Regions from separate parts of the Mus musculus genome. Here region 2 is linked to region 1. A link is a loop called in an ENCODE intact Hi-C map of the cell type or tissue named here. Cell type or tissue: gastrocnemius. All regions are shown on one strand. Each heading gives the region's core, and the rest is flanking DNA. Links, peaks and the distances in the headings are about the cores only. Region 1 has its middle 7.3 kb from the start of Ccr8. Region 2 holds the start of Xirp1 (xin actin-binding repeat containing 1).

The links. A loop is a pair of places that touch in the nucleus more often than their neighbours do. Peaks named below come from ENCODE experiments on the same cell type or tissue, not always from the same donor. Only the 100,000 strongest peaks of a DNase experiment are listed, where the experiment ranks them.
Region 2: it touches region 1 in a loop (7-fold over the local background); 31 of 42 quality-filtered maps call a loop at or near these places.

Annotation. Positions count from the first base shown.
Region 1 is chr9:120,095,249-120,103,585 of GRCm38, reverse strand. No RefSeq gene overlaps it. Among named protein-coding and RNA genes, the nearest start is that of Ccr8, 7.3 kb to the right of the region's middle. In gastrocnemius, for the core only: a CTCF peak has its summit at 4,704 (motif pointing right); a DNase peak (open chromatin) is centred at 4,704.
Region 2 is chr9:120,023,401-120,031,737 of GRCm38, reverse strand. Xirp1 (xin actin-binding repeat containing 1) reads left to right here and starts at 8,140. Exons shown (of 3, transcript NM_011724.3): 1 at 8,140-8,304. In gastrocnemius, for the core only: a CTCF peak has its summit at 3,740 (motif pointing left); DNase peaks (open chromatin) are centred at 3,949, 4,261, 6,957, 7,340 and 1 more place; H3K4me3 peaks cover 1,247 bases; H3K27ac peaks cover 4,039 bases.

The sequences.
Region 1 (8,337 bases), core at 155-8,154:
TGAGACTCCTCCCTATTGGACCATATCTTTCTGCCTCATACTCTGTAGCAGCCTCTTCCAAATCTTCCTCCTCCCCTGCTGATAATTCCGAGTCCTCCGAGCTAGATAATTCTAGTAATTCAAAGTCCTCGAGAGGAGGGTAAATTGACTTAATTTTTTGATCTTCATTCTTTATATCATCTTTTGAATCTTTATATTTTGGTTTCTTTTCCTTTTCTCTTTTTATATCTCTTCCTTTACTTATTTTTCTGTGTGCTCCTTCCTTTTCATTTCTCTTTGTTTCTGACATGCTTTCCTGGTGCTCCTGCAATATATGCTGCCCCTCTTTAACAGCTGGCTCACATTTCTTGTCCTGAATACAAGCCTTAATCAACTTCCATAGCGGTCTTATTTCTGCTTTCACTTTTCCTTCAGCTTCCTCTCTTGCTATATCTCTCTCTAACTTTTCCCAACTAGGTAGCATCAGTGACCCAGTGGGGGCAAACCAAGGAGCGAGTCTGTCTATCTCCTTTAAGAATCATCTCACTGTACTTTCAGAAATCTTTAAACCTCGTTCTTTGAGCAAGGCTTGCACCGGCCCTACTAACAGCGTAGACTGGCCAGTACCCATGATCGTCCTGGACTAAAGTGTTATCTACGTGAGATTATTCCCAGCAGATACACTCATGTCCAGGGCGGTGAAAATTAAGACAATAACACAATATCAGGACAAGAATGAAAACAAGCAACACAACCCCAGCAACAATCACAGGATCTATTCTGAAAGAAAGCATACCTCTCAGAGACTTACCCTAATTCTCCCACGAAATGCAGTTCTGAATCCTCCCTTTCTTGGGGGTCCTCGCTTGTGCCTTAAGGTGTCTTGTTCCCGGGTTTCGGCACCACTTGTAGACGCCTGACTCACCAGCAAGAAGGAAGCCACAGCAGGATTCTTCTGCACACGTTTATTGGGAGAGCTTGATAGCAAAAGCGAAAGACCCCGAGCCCAAAAACCAGTGCTGCTTATATAGGCCTAGGATAGGCGTGTCTACACCCGATTGGTTATGCTTTCAGTACCTCATTTACATGCCTTGGGCCAGGCAGTGACTCAGCAAAAAACTCTACTGCACATGCGCACATTGGTTATTTACCCATATTCATGGGCGTCAGCTTATTGAAACCAGCACCATCTTGTAATGGCGTTTATTGGCTTCCCACAAGTGTGTGTCACCACACCGGCTGTTTTTTTGTTTGTTTGTTTTTTGTTTTATTTTGTTTTTGTTTTTGTTTTTTCGAGACAGGGTTTCTCTGTTTAGCCTGGCTGTCCTGGAACTCACTTTGTAGACCAGGCTGTCCTCGAACTCAGAAATCTGCCTGCCTCTGCCTCCCGAGTGCTGGAATTTAAGGCGTGTGCCACCACACCTGGCCTTGTTTTTGTTTTTTTATAGAGGGGAAACTGAACCTGAGACCTTCGAACATCAAGTGAGTGCTCTAGCGGTAAGCTTTTAGTCCCAGCCATCTTTTCTTTCTTTCTTTCTTTCTTTCTTTCTTTCTTTCTTTCTTTCTTTCTTTCTTTAAAGATTTATTTAATGTATATGAGTACACTATAGCTGTCTTCAGACACACCAGAAGAGGGCATCAGAGTCCATTACAGATGGTTGTGAACCACCATGTGGTTGCTGGGAATTTAACTCAGGATCTCTGGAAGAGCAATCAGTGCTCTTAACCCCTGAGCCATCTCTCCAGCCATTTTTGCTTTCTATTTTGAGAGGGAAAAAAATTTTTTTCATGAAATTGCTCATACTGAGTCTAACTCATGCTGTAGCCCAGGCAATCCTCCTGCCTCTGTCTCCTGAGTCATAAAAACCCATATATATATATAATTGTTATTGATTATTTGAGATTCTTACACCATGCACCCTGATCATGCTCACCTCCTGCTCTGTCCATGGCTGCCCCTCCCCCATGACTTTCTCCCCCACCCCCCAAAACAGATGAAAGTAAAAAGGAAGAAACAAGCAAACAAAAACCAAGTCCTTTTGGGGTTGTCTATATACTCACCAGAGCATGGTCAAACCCCTAGTGGCCAGCCCCCAAGGGAAGGTGAGTCTCCATCTGCCACCGCCACCACCCCCCAGAAGCCCTCAGCTGTGGAGAGCAAGCTACATTTCAGCATCCTTGTCACTTTGTTTTAGTTCTTGATAGGGCTGCCATTTTGGGGAAGTGGGGTTGGGGTGGAGTCTAGGGGTTGTCACAGAAGGCTTTTATGTTCTGCTTTCTCAACTGTGCTTGGTCTGGTTCAAGGCCTCTGGCTTCTGCTACACCATTAATACTGGGCACCTCGGTGAGCCAGAGTCATGGAGGTCCTGTGGCTATAAGGGCTTGGTGCTAGACTCTAGCTGCTGCTGAGGCTACAGCTCCTGCAGCAGCCCCTTCCCCTCACAGGGAACATGGGATCCCACTGAGACACTCTGAGCCCCTAGCTAAAGGACTTCCAGGTGCCAGGATCTTTCATCTCAGGAAATGAGTTTCCATCAAAGGGATATGGACGGCCATGCATCCTGCCTCCAACCTTCTTCCTTGCTTCCTACCTGGAAATCAGAGAGGCCCCTCTGCAGCTTGTGCTGTTGACCTGGCAAGTTTTATGTCAACTTGACACAAGCTAGTGTCATATGGAATCACAACTGAGAAATGTTGCCTTGGTTCGATTATAGGTTTAGCGTCCTTTCTCCCTCTAAGAAACCAATCAGGGAAAAAACCAAAACAAAACAAAACAAATAAAGATAAGAACCTGGTCAGCAAGCACCTGAAATTCCTAGAGTGCCTCCCATGTTCATAAGGCATCTCAGTGCCTTAGCCTTCAACTAATGACCTCTGCCCACCCTGTGCTGGGGAGCCAGCCCCGACAGGGACAGGTACTGGGGTGGGACACAGCATAGGATGAAGACCAAAGGCTGATGACCCCTGGCCTTTAATTCTCTCTTACTGTTCGGGGGGGCCAGAAGCTCATGGTGTCTGGCAATCAACTCCTACTGATAGAAGCAGGGGATTAAGAAAAGAAACTTAGTTACTTGTGACCTTTACTCCTCAAAGCTATATAAGCCAGAGACAAAGAAAAAGGATAAAGTCAAGCACACACACACACACACACACACACACACACGAGACTGGGCATGACCAACTGTTTCATCAATTTCACAAGTGAACATGCATACATACACTTATACCTATATTCATACGTATGCACATACATATAGACAGACACATACAGATTGTACATAGAGACAGACATATATACAAATATATATATATATATATATATATATATATATATATATATATATACACATACACACACATACATATACATTGGGTGGATGGAGCAGAGCCACACTTTATTTTTTTCTCTCCACATTTATACCTTCTTAGACAGAAGTTCTTTATAAAATTACCTCATAGATAAAATGTTACACAAAAGGGGAGTTACAGAAGGATGTTGATAGTTAAGTTCAAAGCAGTGTTTCACTCTCTAAGCTCATTACAAGTTCAAAGTAACAGTTTCACATGGCCTTGCTTTATCATAGTGCACACCTGTAGCCTCACCCTTGGGCCTGACCTAGAATGAATGTTTTTCCTTTATCACACATCTGTCCCAAGCCAGTTTCTCTTCTTAGTGTAATTGTGAAAGCTCATTGGATTCCTTCTTATGCAGCCTTTACTTACAATTCTAGTGAGGAGCAGGCGCATTCTACTCTTGATTCTAACTTCATTCCATCTTTCTGGCAAAACGACTAAAACCATTTCCTTAAACTTTCTTCTTAAAATTGTTTGAATTAAATCAGGAATTCTATAAAGTCATTAAATCATCTAAACAGCACTAATTCAGAAAAGTTCATCTTCATGTTGATCTGCAGAAAGTTTGCTCAATAGAGTGGGCTGATGCCCTGGAATCATTAGACTGTGTAATGGTGACAGGAAAGGCAGATCAGCAGTGAGATGCAATCCTGAGACGAAGTCTCTGGGATCCATACCTCTCAAAGCACACCCATGGCAGCCATGCAAAATGGTGGGCAATCTCCAGGAAACTGATTTGCTGGCCATAACATTTCCAACATGGCTCGTGCTAACATTGGATATTCCTATCCCCTTCCCCAAAGCCGTACAGCCCTCGATTCACCCCAAATAAAGTTGTTCTGTTTCCCCAAAGCTGATCCTGGAGTGTCGTCATTTCCGTTCATACTCACGAGCCATCTGAAACCCTGTTCGTTGGCTCTGCTCTCTCTTCATCCTCATGGGCTGGTGGCCAATGACCCTGGGAAGAAGGGAGACCCGCAAATACCCCGGATCTGGAGTTACAAGTGACTGTGAGCTGACAGGTAAGTGCTGGGAATTGAACCCGGGTCTTCCAGCAAGAGTGGTAAGCATCTTAACTGCCGCGCAGCCTCTCCACCCACAGTTCTCCCTGGTTCTCATGATCTTCAGGGGCTAGCTTCTCAATCCACCCAGCAAGTACACAACAGCTGGGACCCGGGATGTGGCAATGAGCAAGACAGGCAGGGGATCCCAACTGTACCCCACTGTTGCAAGTGTTTACCTGCTTGCTTGTTAATGTGCATTCAATCACATAGTCCAAATGCGGGTTTGCCAGATGAACCCAAAGCATCAGGGAATTCCAGTTCTTTGCAACTGTGGGCAGCTGGTGGTACCGCTAGACAGTGAACAGCAGGTGGCGATAGAGCACAACTTCCTGGTTCTAACCAATTCCTCACCCGGTTCTAGCTTCATTCCCAGTCCCCTTTAATGGGTAAGGAATTGGAAGCAGCAAACAGTTATATCAGTTACCCCAAGTGTGATAACCAAAAGAAAACAAACAAACGCACAAACAAACAAACAAGTCCTAACCTGTCCGCTGTTTATTTCATCACGTTACTAAGATTTTTCGTTTAAATGTATGAAGGGAGTTGACGGGTTCTGTAAGGATATCAGGCAGCTGTGTGGGCAGGCAGGACAGATGGTCCCTCTGTCTCCGCTCACTCCACCCCCTCTTACCCACGGCCTCTTGGAGTTCAGAGAGCTTACCTGAGGCCAGCTGTAAGGGATGCAGCTGGACCAAGTCAGGTCCTTGCCCCATCAGAAAGCTTAGTGTGACTCAAGATGCCCGAGTGACTCTTGCTAAATAAGAACCATCTGAGCAGGACTCCTGGAAGCTGACAGTCTTGAAAAATGTCGGAGGAAGCCCCTCTCCACTCCCCATGTCTCACACACACTGCAGAGTTGCCTGTCCCACCCCACACAGCATGTTGCCCACTGGGTGCTTGCAAGGTTCAGTCAGAGAAGCATGGAGACTGTGAGGAAGATGGTGGCCTTGCTAGCTGATACAACTGATGAGCTATGAGCCTGTGGCTTCGGCAACATCCTACTCTAAGATTCCAACTTGGCAACCTCTTGCCATAACAATAAATAATTTTATCTTTCCTTAAACTTTTTTTTTGTGTGGGGGGGAACAGGGTCTTCTGTATCCTAGGCTAACCTCAAACTTGCTTTGTAGAAATATTTATTCGGCCAGACATGGTGACTCGTGCTTTTAATCCTAGCACTCTGAAGGCAGAGGTATGTGGAGCTCTGTGAGTTCAAGGCTAGCCTGGACTACACAGTGAGTTCCAGGATAGCTAGGGCTATATAGATAGATCCTGTCTCAAACCCACCTACTTACCTCTCAAAAAGAACACAAAGGAAATTTCATAATAACAAAAGAGGCTATTTGGTTTAAAAACATGCAGAACAATTCTTTATTTGTCCATACTAATAACAGCTTCAGTGGCTGGAGAGATGGCTCAGTGGTTAAGAACACCAACTGCTCTTCCAGAGGTCCTGAGTTCAATTCCCAGCAACCACATGGTGGCTCACAACCATCTGTAGTGGGATCCGATGCCTTCTTCTGGTGTGTCTGAAGACAGCTACAAAGTACTCATATAAATAAAAAAATCTTAAAAAAAAAAACAGCTTCAAAACATACAGTAAAAACAAACAGAATTAAAATGGAAAATAAATAAGCCATAATCAGAGTTGGGTGTTTTGCAGTGCCTCTCCTATCGACTCATGGGATAAACAACCAGGGGGAAATCACCAAGGATTCAGCCTGTGCAGCCGCTCAAAGGGGAAGGTGCCTGGACTCCATCCCTGAGACCCATGCGCTGGGAAGACAGGGCCAACTCTTGCAAGTTGTCCTCTGATCTGATCTCTACACTCATAATAAATCACATTTAAAAAAAAAAAATAAGATAACAGTTGTGCCGGGTGGTGGCGGCACACACTTTTAGTCCCAGTACTTGGGAGTTCGAGGCCAGCTTGGTCAACAAAGTGAGTTCCAGGACAGCCAGGGCTATACAGAGAAACCTTGTCTCAAAAAACCAAAAATAAAAAATAAATAAAAATAAAAATAAAAATAAAAGTTGTTTTAAACAAATAAAGAGTACAAAAGTCTTAGTGGGCAGACATTTTCTTCAGTGATGTGACCAGTGGTAGTTGCTCTTGTTCCTGCAAAACGCTCTTCACCCACAGACCTCTGAAAGCAACCCTCATTAAACTCCCCGATTCACAAAAGCAACAAGATAGCTGCAGAAAGGAAAAAAAAATCAGAAAAAGAGCGAGAACACAGAAGCCTCGAACTGCGTGACTAGCTACCTGCAGAAGCAACCTGTTACCTTCACGGGTGAATGGAAACCATGTCTTGCATCATAAAATAATTCTTGATATATCTTAAAGGAATAAAACCCTATGTGTATGTTCTCTGAGAAGAGTGTAAGTAAATACTGTATGAAGTTGTCGTGGTTTTTTTCTTCTCAATGTTATGAATTCTTCTTTACTTTCCAGAATAATTTGAATTCTTGATATAATAACATTTCTGCTGGTTGTGGTGGTTTAAGTGAGCCCCATAGGCTCATATATTTGCATACTTAGCCCCCAGTTGGTGGTGAAGTGTTGAAAAGGATTAGAAGGTGTGTTGCCTTGTTGAAGAAGCGCTGTCTCTCTGTCTCTCTCTGTCTCTCTGTCTCTCTGTGTCTCTCCTCTGTGTCTCTGTCTCTGTCTCTGTCTCTCTCTCTCTCTCTCTCTCTCTCTCTCTCTCTCTCTCTCCTGGCTGTGGATCAGGATGGAAAGCTCCTAGCTGCTTCTCTCACCATGCCTCCCTGCCTGCCACCCTGCTCCCCGCCATGGTGATAAACCCTCTGAAGCTTTGAACAAGCCCCCAGTTAAATGTCTTCTTCTATAAGTTGCTTTAGCCACGGCGTCTCTTCACAGCAGTAGAACAGTGGCTAAGGCAGGAGTAGACGACTACTTCTCAGACTTCTGGCTAAGACCAAACTTAAAATGTGTAAAATGCACCCCAAGTGAATACTGAGACAATAGACGATTCCAGGAGCCCATATAAAAACCAGGCTCAAAGCAAATAGGTGAAATGAAAATAAAAACAGAAATCAACGAGCAGAGGAGACAGGAAGTCAGCGAGGCCAAAGGCTGGCTCGATGCAGAGATTTAAGCAACAGATAAGTCCTACAAAACTGATCTAGGAGAGGGGAGGGAGGGAGGGGAGGAGGAGACGGGGGTGGGGGGGGGAGCCACAATGATCAGTATCAGGACCAGAAAGGGACACCCTCATACTACAAAAAGATTGTTCAACAAAATTAATTGTCAAGAATTCGTACTCATGTACTTGTGAACTTAAGGAGAATAGCAGAATTTCTTACAAACCACAAGCAGATAAAAAGGCTGAACGCTTCCATTTGGTAATTAAATGCAAATCTTTGTACAGAAGTACCCTGGATTGGTTTATTAATAAGTTGTATCAAACCTTCAAAGAGCAAGTAATGCCATTTTTTCACACAAATACCTTTTTTTTTTTACCATTTCAGAGAATAGATTTTATTTTACTCTATTCTATGTGTATAAGTGTTTTGCCTGCAGTTATGTATGCTCCCTATATGTGTTCCTAGAGTCCACAGAACCAGACGGGGACGCCAGATCCCCTGAAACTGGAGTTGCAGATGGTTTGAACCACCATGTGGGTGCTGAGAACTGGGTCCAGTTCTCTTTTTTTTTTTCTTTTTTTTTTTCCTAAGATTTATTTATTATTATATCTAAGTACGCTGTAGCTATCTTCAGACGCACCAGAAGAGGGCGTCAGATCTCATTATGGATGGTTGTGAGCCACCATGTGGTTGCTGGGATTTGAACTCAGGACCTTCGGAAGAGCAGTCGGTGCTCTTAACCACTGAGCCATCTCTCCAGCCCCTGGGTCCAGTTCTCAGAGTAAGAACAAGTGCCTTTAGCTGCAGAGCCATCTCCTCAGCTCCTGAGAGT
Region 2 (8,337 bases), core at 34-8,033, 72 kb after region 1:
GAAAGAAGCTGGGTGTAGTGTTATATACACACCTTTAATCCTATCACCCAGGAGGCAGGTGGATCTCTGAGCTCTGGGCCAATCTGGGTGACAGCCACACACTGTAGGGAATGAATGTCTGCTGTGGTAGTTATGGGAGGGCAGTCAAAGAATGCACAAAAGCTACTGGAGTAGAGGTTAGCCTGGTTTTGTTTGTTTTTTAGTTTTTTTTTTTTCAAGACAGGGTTTTTCTGTGTAGCCCTGGCTGTCCTGGAACTCACTCTGTAGACCAGGCCTTGGCCTTAAACCCAGATATCTGCCTGCCTCTGTCTCCCAAATGCTGGGATTAAAGGCATGCACCACTACTGTCCAGCTTTTTTTTAATAAAAATTTATTTATTTTTATATATGTGAATATACTGTTGCTGTCTTCAGACACCAGAAGGCATTGGATCTCATTACAGATAGTTGTGAACCACAATGTAGTTGCTGGGAATTGAACTCAGGACCTTCGGAAGAGAAGTTGGTGCTCTTAATCGCTGGGCCATCTCTCCAGCCCCTGGTTTTGTTTTTATTTCTCTCTAACCACCATGTAATCAGCAACTTTGTGGTATTTTACCTCCCACTCGAGCCAGACCAGACCTGACTACATGACATTAAGCATTAAGCCAACAACACTGGAAACAAGAAAACACCCTTTTTCTGCAACCGCTTCCCAGAATGCACTAGTCTTCTACTGTTTGTGACTGGCATGGAGGTTTAATACTGCTTAGGAATAAGTGAAGCAGGAGGAGGAGAATTATCACTCTGCTCTTCAAAATTCTGCATGAGAGGCTGGAGAGATGGCTCCACAGTCAGGATGTGTGGCTGCTCTTGATCTCTTCCCAGAACCCACACGGTGGCTCACAACTATCTGTAACTCCAGTTCCAGGGCATCTAATGTCCTCTCTGACCTCCGAATGTATTTACTGCACACACATGATGCACAGATATAAATGCTGGGGAACATTCATACCATAGAATAAAAAGCAGTACGTCTTGTTCTTTGTGCATGAGCCACCTTTCCTGGATAAGTGTTGCTACCGTCCCTCATCAAAGGAGCCCATCTTCACGGCAAACGGAAACCATCGCGGAAAACCACAACTAGACACAGTGCAGAGATGAGCAGATTGTGAGGAGCCCAGCACCGACGGCTACCCCTACATCTCAGGAAAGAGCTCAGAAGAGCCAGGCAGAGGCAGGAAAACATGAATTCTGCAGCAAAACTTTCTCTCCTGGAACTTTTGCAGGGAACTCCAGGCAGTTATGACTGCTGGGAGAAGGAACATTCGTGTCTCCCAGGGACCAGTAGCTGTCAATCACAGAGGGTCAGTCTTAGTACCTGTTACACAGACAACAAAAGCAGATTCAGGGGGCTGCATTTACATGTGTCGGGTGGGTGTATTTTCATGTATGTTTATATGTGTATGTGTATGTGTGTTTGTGTGTGTGACTAACATACATACATACATAGGTGTGTATGCTCACATGTGCCCATCTATGTATACACATACATATGTATGTGTATACACACATACACACACACACACATATATATCTTGTTCTTTGTGCATGAGCCACCTTTCCTAGATAAGTGTAGCTACCGTCCCTCATCAAAGGAGCCCGTCTTTACGGCAAACGGAAACCATCACGGAAAACCACAACTAGACACAGTGCAGAGATGAGCAGATTGTTGTGTGTGCATACACATATATACATACACATGTGCATATATACATACATATATGTATGCAGCCCGACAGACATAGGTCCTTATAAAGATTTCTCTGGCCATGCAGGTTAATGAAGCTCTAATGCTGTCTTAGCCATTGTCTCTCCTGGCATATGGATGGTGACAGCCTTGTGAAGTCATTCTGTTTCAGATAAGTGATGGAAGACAGACTACTTTTCTTCTCAATCACTATTGGCTCAAAATAATCACTGTGCCAAAGTGTCAGGTGTGCACCTGGCATGGTCTGCCTTCACTAATAAATGTGGCGGGATGGTCTCCTCGAGGACTCCTTCCCATCTATCTTCCAACCCAATTCTCAAGCACAGGAAAGAGGAAAAGAGAGTACGTGAACTTTTGCTCTGCAGTAACCCTGTCAGGACAGGAAAGGAACAGCCACTGTCTAGTAAGCAATCTGAGACTTCATCCACACTCTGCTCAGAGGGATAAATACTCCTTCAACTAACTCAAGTTCCAAGCCTGAGCTAAACGCTAGACAGCTGAGTAAGGACAAAGAAAAGGTCTTTTTTTATGTGCACTGATGCTTTTGCCTACATGTGTGTCTGTGTGAGGAGTCAGATTCCCTGGAACTGTAGTTTACAGAAGGCTCTGAGTTGTGAGTGCAGGCAATTGAACCTGGGTCTTCTGGAAAAGCAGCCAGAGCTCTTACCCACTGAGTCATCTCTCCAGCCTCTGATTTACTTTATCTCTCACTTGTTTATTTTGAGACAGGGTCTTGCTCTGTAGCTCTGGACAAGGTTGGACAGCTCTGTGGACCAGGACCTTGGTTCCTCTCTGGTTGCTTGGGCTTTCTCACAGCATGACTGCTGGGTCCCAAGATCTCCAGAGATGGAGGCTAGGCTGCCCTTATGACCTTTTGGCATGCTCTGCCTTTGACAATAAATGTGATATGATGGTCTCCTAGAGATAGTTCTCTGTTGTTATCACAAGCCTGCCTGACCTCAAGAGAATCACGTGGGCCTTTTTTCAGTTAGAGGCATTTCAAAGTCACGTTATAAAGAACGCATCCGTGACAGAAAGCACAGGTAGGTGGTATGTCCCGGGCCTGAGCGAGCACATCTCCGGGGCCTCCTAAACTCAGATCCTCTTCGGTTGACGGAGGAAGGTGCATGGAAGCCACAGGTTAGACTCCATCCTCTGCCACCAGGCCATGATGGGGCTTTGGAGTTTGGAGAGTAACTGATAGCCATGAAGCCTGGTCAGCTATTTGTCAGCAATCTGTCTCTTCAATCAGATGCGGGCTCTGTGAGAATTTATACACATGTGTAAGATGTAAAATGTATACATGCATGTATCTATGTATTGAGTATATGCACACACACACATATACATGTATACACATACACGCACACACACAGTATCCAGTGCTCAACCCACAGTTTAGCACACAGTGGCTATAAACACAACTTCATTAGAATAAGATGAGTACAGCCAGGTGGTGGTGGAGCACGTCTTTTATCCCAGCACTTAGGAGGCAGAGGCAGGCAGTTCTTTGTGAGTTTGAGGTCAGCCTGATCCACAGAGCAAGTTTCAGGACAGCCAAGGCTATACAGAGAGACCCTATCTCTAAAGAAAGGAAGGACAGGAGGAAGGAAGGAAGGGAGGGAGGAAGGAAGGAAGGAAGGAACGAACGAACGAACGAACGAACGAACGAACGAACGAACGAACGAAGGAGATAAAAAAGAAACCCTTTGCCAGGCTTGGAGGTGCACACCTTCATTTCCAGTGCTCAGGAAGCAGAGGCAAGTGGATCTTTATGTTCAAGGCTAGCCTGGTCTACGGAACTAGTTCCAGAACAGCCAGGGCTACACACACACACACACACACACACACACACACACACACACACACACACACACACACACACACACACACACGCGCGCGCCTGAAAAACAAAGACTAAGGTGGCTTCCACACAGTCGTCCTGCAGGATGGTGACATACTGCCCCCTTCTGGTAACTGAGGATTATGCCACCATTTCAAATTGCATTTTCTCTCTCTGCAACCATGAGTCCCTCTCCTAGCATAGCCTAGCCACTCGCACTTTATATGACTCTTTCCTGATGGTCTGTCTGTCTGTCCGTCTGTCCGTCTGTCTGACAACAATCCTAGCCCCTGTGTTAATTTCCGTTTCAGTCTCCCTTGTGTCTGTTCTCATGGCTCAGACTGTCCCCTCCTGAAGCCCCAGCCTGCCTTGGCATGCTTCACCTCTTGCTCTGCCTGCCGGGATCCCTCAGGACCTGCTGTGGCTCCTGGCAGCCGGTCTTACCCACACTGCACCACTCCTTCTTCCCAAAATAGCTTCTTGTCTCTGCATGGCTTCCAGCTACCCTCTGACTACAACCTCTCCCCAGCCATATCTCTAGTCTTCCTCCTCCCAAGTCCAGCACTGAGCCCTCTCTCTTCATGGGCCAGGCTGGAGATCACCACCCCTCAGATTCTCCCGCGGGCAGGGGACACCAGCTCAGTCCTCTCTCTGACTTCCAGCTCTGAGTGTGACTCACAGGCTCCTCCTGGAGACCTGCCATCTCCTGTTGAAAGCCATTGTTCCCCACCGCTGCTGTCCTGCCTGTTCGTTCCCCAAGCCAGGCTAATAAAGGGGGCCTTGATTTTCCCTCTCCTCAACAGCGTCATACAGTCTTTTTCTTTTGGGTCTGTGTGCTGGTTAGAGTTCATGTCAACTTGACACAAGCTAGAGTCCCTGCCCTGATGACCTTCAAAGATGAACTCTGAGATGGAAGAGCAAATGAAGCGAGTTCATGGTGCCTCACTGTACCGCCCTGTGGCTCATCACCAGGAATGCTTTGTTGCTGCTTTGAGACCAGTTCACCGCATATGCATGATTGCAAGCATGTTCCTGCAGCTGGCCGTGTCTAATTCTTGTCAGATACAAAGGCAACCCTGTACACCCATGTTCAGTTTCTGCCTGCCTTTCGATCTCCTGGACCCATTGGGTGCTGGACTGACGTGTTGGCTCTTTCTTCTACCCCCCTAGAAGAGCTGGAGCACAGCTCAGTTGGTACAGTACATGCCTGCCACGGACAAATCTCCGAGTTCCATTCCCAGCACTGAGTTACCCAACTGTGTTGGTAAGTGTCTAGCATTCAAGAGTTTGAAGAAGGAGGATCACAAATTTCAGGTCACAATCAGATTGATCCATGGGCATATCCATGGGACATTTTTGATAGCTAATTAGTGTAGGGGAGCTCTAGCCCACTGTGGGTAGCGCCATCCCAAGCAAGACAAGTGGGCCTGGGCCAGGGAACTAGCTTACCAGCCCTGCCTGAGTTCCTGCCCAGTTCCCTCAGTGATAGGCTGTGGTGTTTATCACAGCAACAGAAGGCAAGCCAGAACAGTCGTCCAAGTCTCTCCATCCATCCAACAGAATACCCTAGGTATAAAAACACCGTGGGGACCGGTGAGGTGGCTCAGCAGCTGAAGGTGTTCGCAGCCAAGCCTGACCACACTCCCAGGTGGAAGGAGACAACCAACTTCATGGTGCTTTCTTCTGACCTCCACGGAGGTCCCGTGTCACAAGCCGTGGCCACCACACAATAAAAATAAATAAATAAATGTGATCCTTAAAACTTAAAAAGAAGGAAGAAAGGAAGAAAAAAGAAAGAGGGCTGGAGAGATGGCTCAGCATTTAAGAGCACTGACTGCACTTCCAGAGGTCCTGAGTTCAATTCCCAGCAACCACATGGTGGCTCACCACCATCTGTAACGACATCCAATCCCCTCTTCTGGTGTGTCTGAAGACAGCTACAATGTACTCATAGATACATAAAATAAGTAATTTAAAAATAAGAAAGAGAGAGAGAGTCCTACAAAGTCACACAGCTGGCAGGTGTCACAGGTAGCATTCAAAGGGAGGCAGTATGTCTCCTGATCAGGGGCCTTAATCCACTGGGCCTACTCTCCAAGGACTTCCTCTGTATAGTGGAGGCAAGCTGGGAAACCCCTTCTGCTCAATTCTGTTATGAACAGACCCTGCCTAGAAGAGGGGCTGGCTGCCAGAGATGGGGCGCCGGAGCATCAGACTCATGAGCCAGCTAGGAGATAGTGGTGGCACACGCCTTTAATCCTAGCACTCAGAAGGCAGAGGCTGGCAGAGGTCTGAGTTTGAGGCCAGCTTGGTCTACAGAATGAGTTCCAGGACAGCCAGGGCTATAAAGATACTCCAGGGGTGGAGGGGGTGGGGCACATGTGACACCAAAAAGAACAAAACAGAGCCTCGCAACAACCCTCTTAGATCCATCTGAATGTTGGGATTGCTGGATAGTAACTTAAATGTATCTGACAGCTTGTTTCCAGAGAGGTGTGTGGGGAGAGCCCTTCATCCCTATAATGAAGATGGAAGCCTGGGATTTCTCACAGGAGCTAGCACACTTGACACTGGGAAAGCCAGCCTGCCTGTGTGTTTTCCCACTCTGATTGCTTTTGGGGGAAGGGGGGGGGGGGCGACGGGATCTCACTACGCAGCCCTGGCTGGCCTGTAGATCAGACTGGATTCAAACTCACAGAGAACCACTGTCTCTGCCTCCCATGTGCTGGGAGTAGAGGTGTGCACCACCATACCCCACTTAATTAGATCTTTTTTCAGAAACAGTTTTCTGTTTGAAGACCACAGGACAACGGCAGAGGTTGGTTCTCTCTGTCCACCAGGTGGGTCCCTGGGGATTGAACTCAGGTCATCAGCCTTGGTGGCCAGTGCCTTCAGCAGCTGAGCCATCACCCCACCCCACGCTATGTTTTTCTTATAAAGAGTGGGCAGTTTAATAACACACACTACATGGTCAGCACTCTCCACAGCCATTTTCATGTGATAATTCATTCAGTGCTCAAAGTCACCCAGGGAGGCCTTCGCTGCTGGTTGTAGATGTTCCTGCTTCCTCTGGGACACCCTGTGAGAGGGAGGCTCTGCCACTTCTGTCCCTGCCAGGGACAACCAGGATTCTGGAGCAGAGGATGAGGACAGGGGGGTAGGGCATCCAAGATGCACCTCCCAGGCCCAAGCTGACAGCAGGATGGTATTGACACCATGGACAAGGTTCACAACGCACCTGTCATCACCCCTGGCATCTGAAGGCACATGTAATTCAGAAGGAAGACCGGACACTCACACCCAGGGAGGAGCCTGGTTTCCCACCTGTTGCCTGTGCCCTGGGCTACTCGATGTCTGACCCTACCCGCCCTTGGGGGTTGGAGGTGAGGTGGTGCAGAGTCAATGACAGACTCCAGAACAGGTGAGAAAGGCTGCAGCAAGCTCTCTCTATGCTGCTCTAAGCTCCTTTAATACCCTCCACCCATGCCCCATTGGTACCAAGAAAGCGTCTCTCCTAAACAGCAGAACCTGATTGGCTGGCATTGTCTGCACCAGCAGACAACTATCTCTCAGGCAGTCCTCAATTAGGTCCTCCTGCAGGAGATGCTTTTGTGGCTCTGCGGCCCGCAGGGTTTACATAAAGGCGGTGCCATTCCTGCTACACCCACCTGGGACAAAAGCCACTTCCGTATTTTCTGTGGCATCTCTCCACACCAGCCTTAGCGCCAAGTAAGTGACGAAGCCTGCCAGGTCCCCCGGGGCTCCGTGTGACTGAGGAAGAGACAGGTGCACAGTCTGTCACTCCATCTGTGACCACGAAGATGATGACTCCAGGGTCAGAAATAACTCCACAGTCAGTTACCATGTGTAGGTCCTCCCAGCCATTCCCAGAGAGTCTGGGCCGTGAGTCAGAGGGAAGAGTCTAGAAGGAGCCATGGACCCAGATCACTGGGCTGGGACACCATGCATTCAGCCTTCAGATCTTTTGATAAATTAAGGGCCTGTTCCTTCAGAAATCTCGCTCACCCCCAAGTTTACTTCCCTCATAGCTTCAAAGACCTGGACTGTGGAGCTAGGGTAAGAATAGACGGGAGACAAGGCCAGCTTTGTTTTTGCACGGAGAGAAACAGAGGTTGAGCCTTTTACATGAAGGTGACTCTGGTAGTGAGAAGCCTGGTCCTGCACTCAGGGAGATGCTGGGCTTTGGGCTCGGTGGACCATGTGTGGTAACAATAGCTCAGCATAGAGAGAGAGGGCCTGCGGGATGAGAGGACAGGGTCACCCACACGTCAAGTGTCCCCCTATTCATCTCCTCAAAATAACCTAGATGTCTCCATCCAGGACTGAGTCACCCACCCCAGTCCTCCGGGCAGACTTGGGTTGAATGGGACTCCTCCTCCACCCTAGCCCTCCCTAGCCCAGAGGAATTGTAACTGATTCCCCAGGATGGAAAAGTGACTTCCACGAGCCCTAAAAATAACCGGACCACTTAATACTCCGAACATAGCCTCTCCCCCGCCCCCACCCTCACCCACCCCTAGCCGGCCAGATAAAGGCAGCTGCCTGGTTGGCAGAGAACGGAGACCTAGAGCCAAGGTAGAGAGAGGCAGGGGACCCAGGAACAGAACAGAACTGACAACAAAGAATCCCGGCAGAGCGACAGACCCCAAGGCTAGACACCCAAAAGCACCCAGACACCAGCCAGACCCTTGGTGAGTACCCTCCCCTCTTGTGTTATAGGCTAG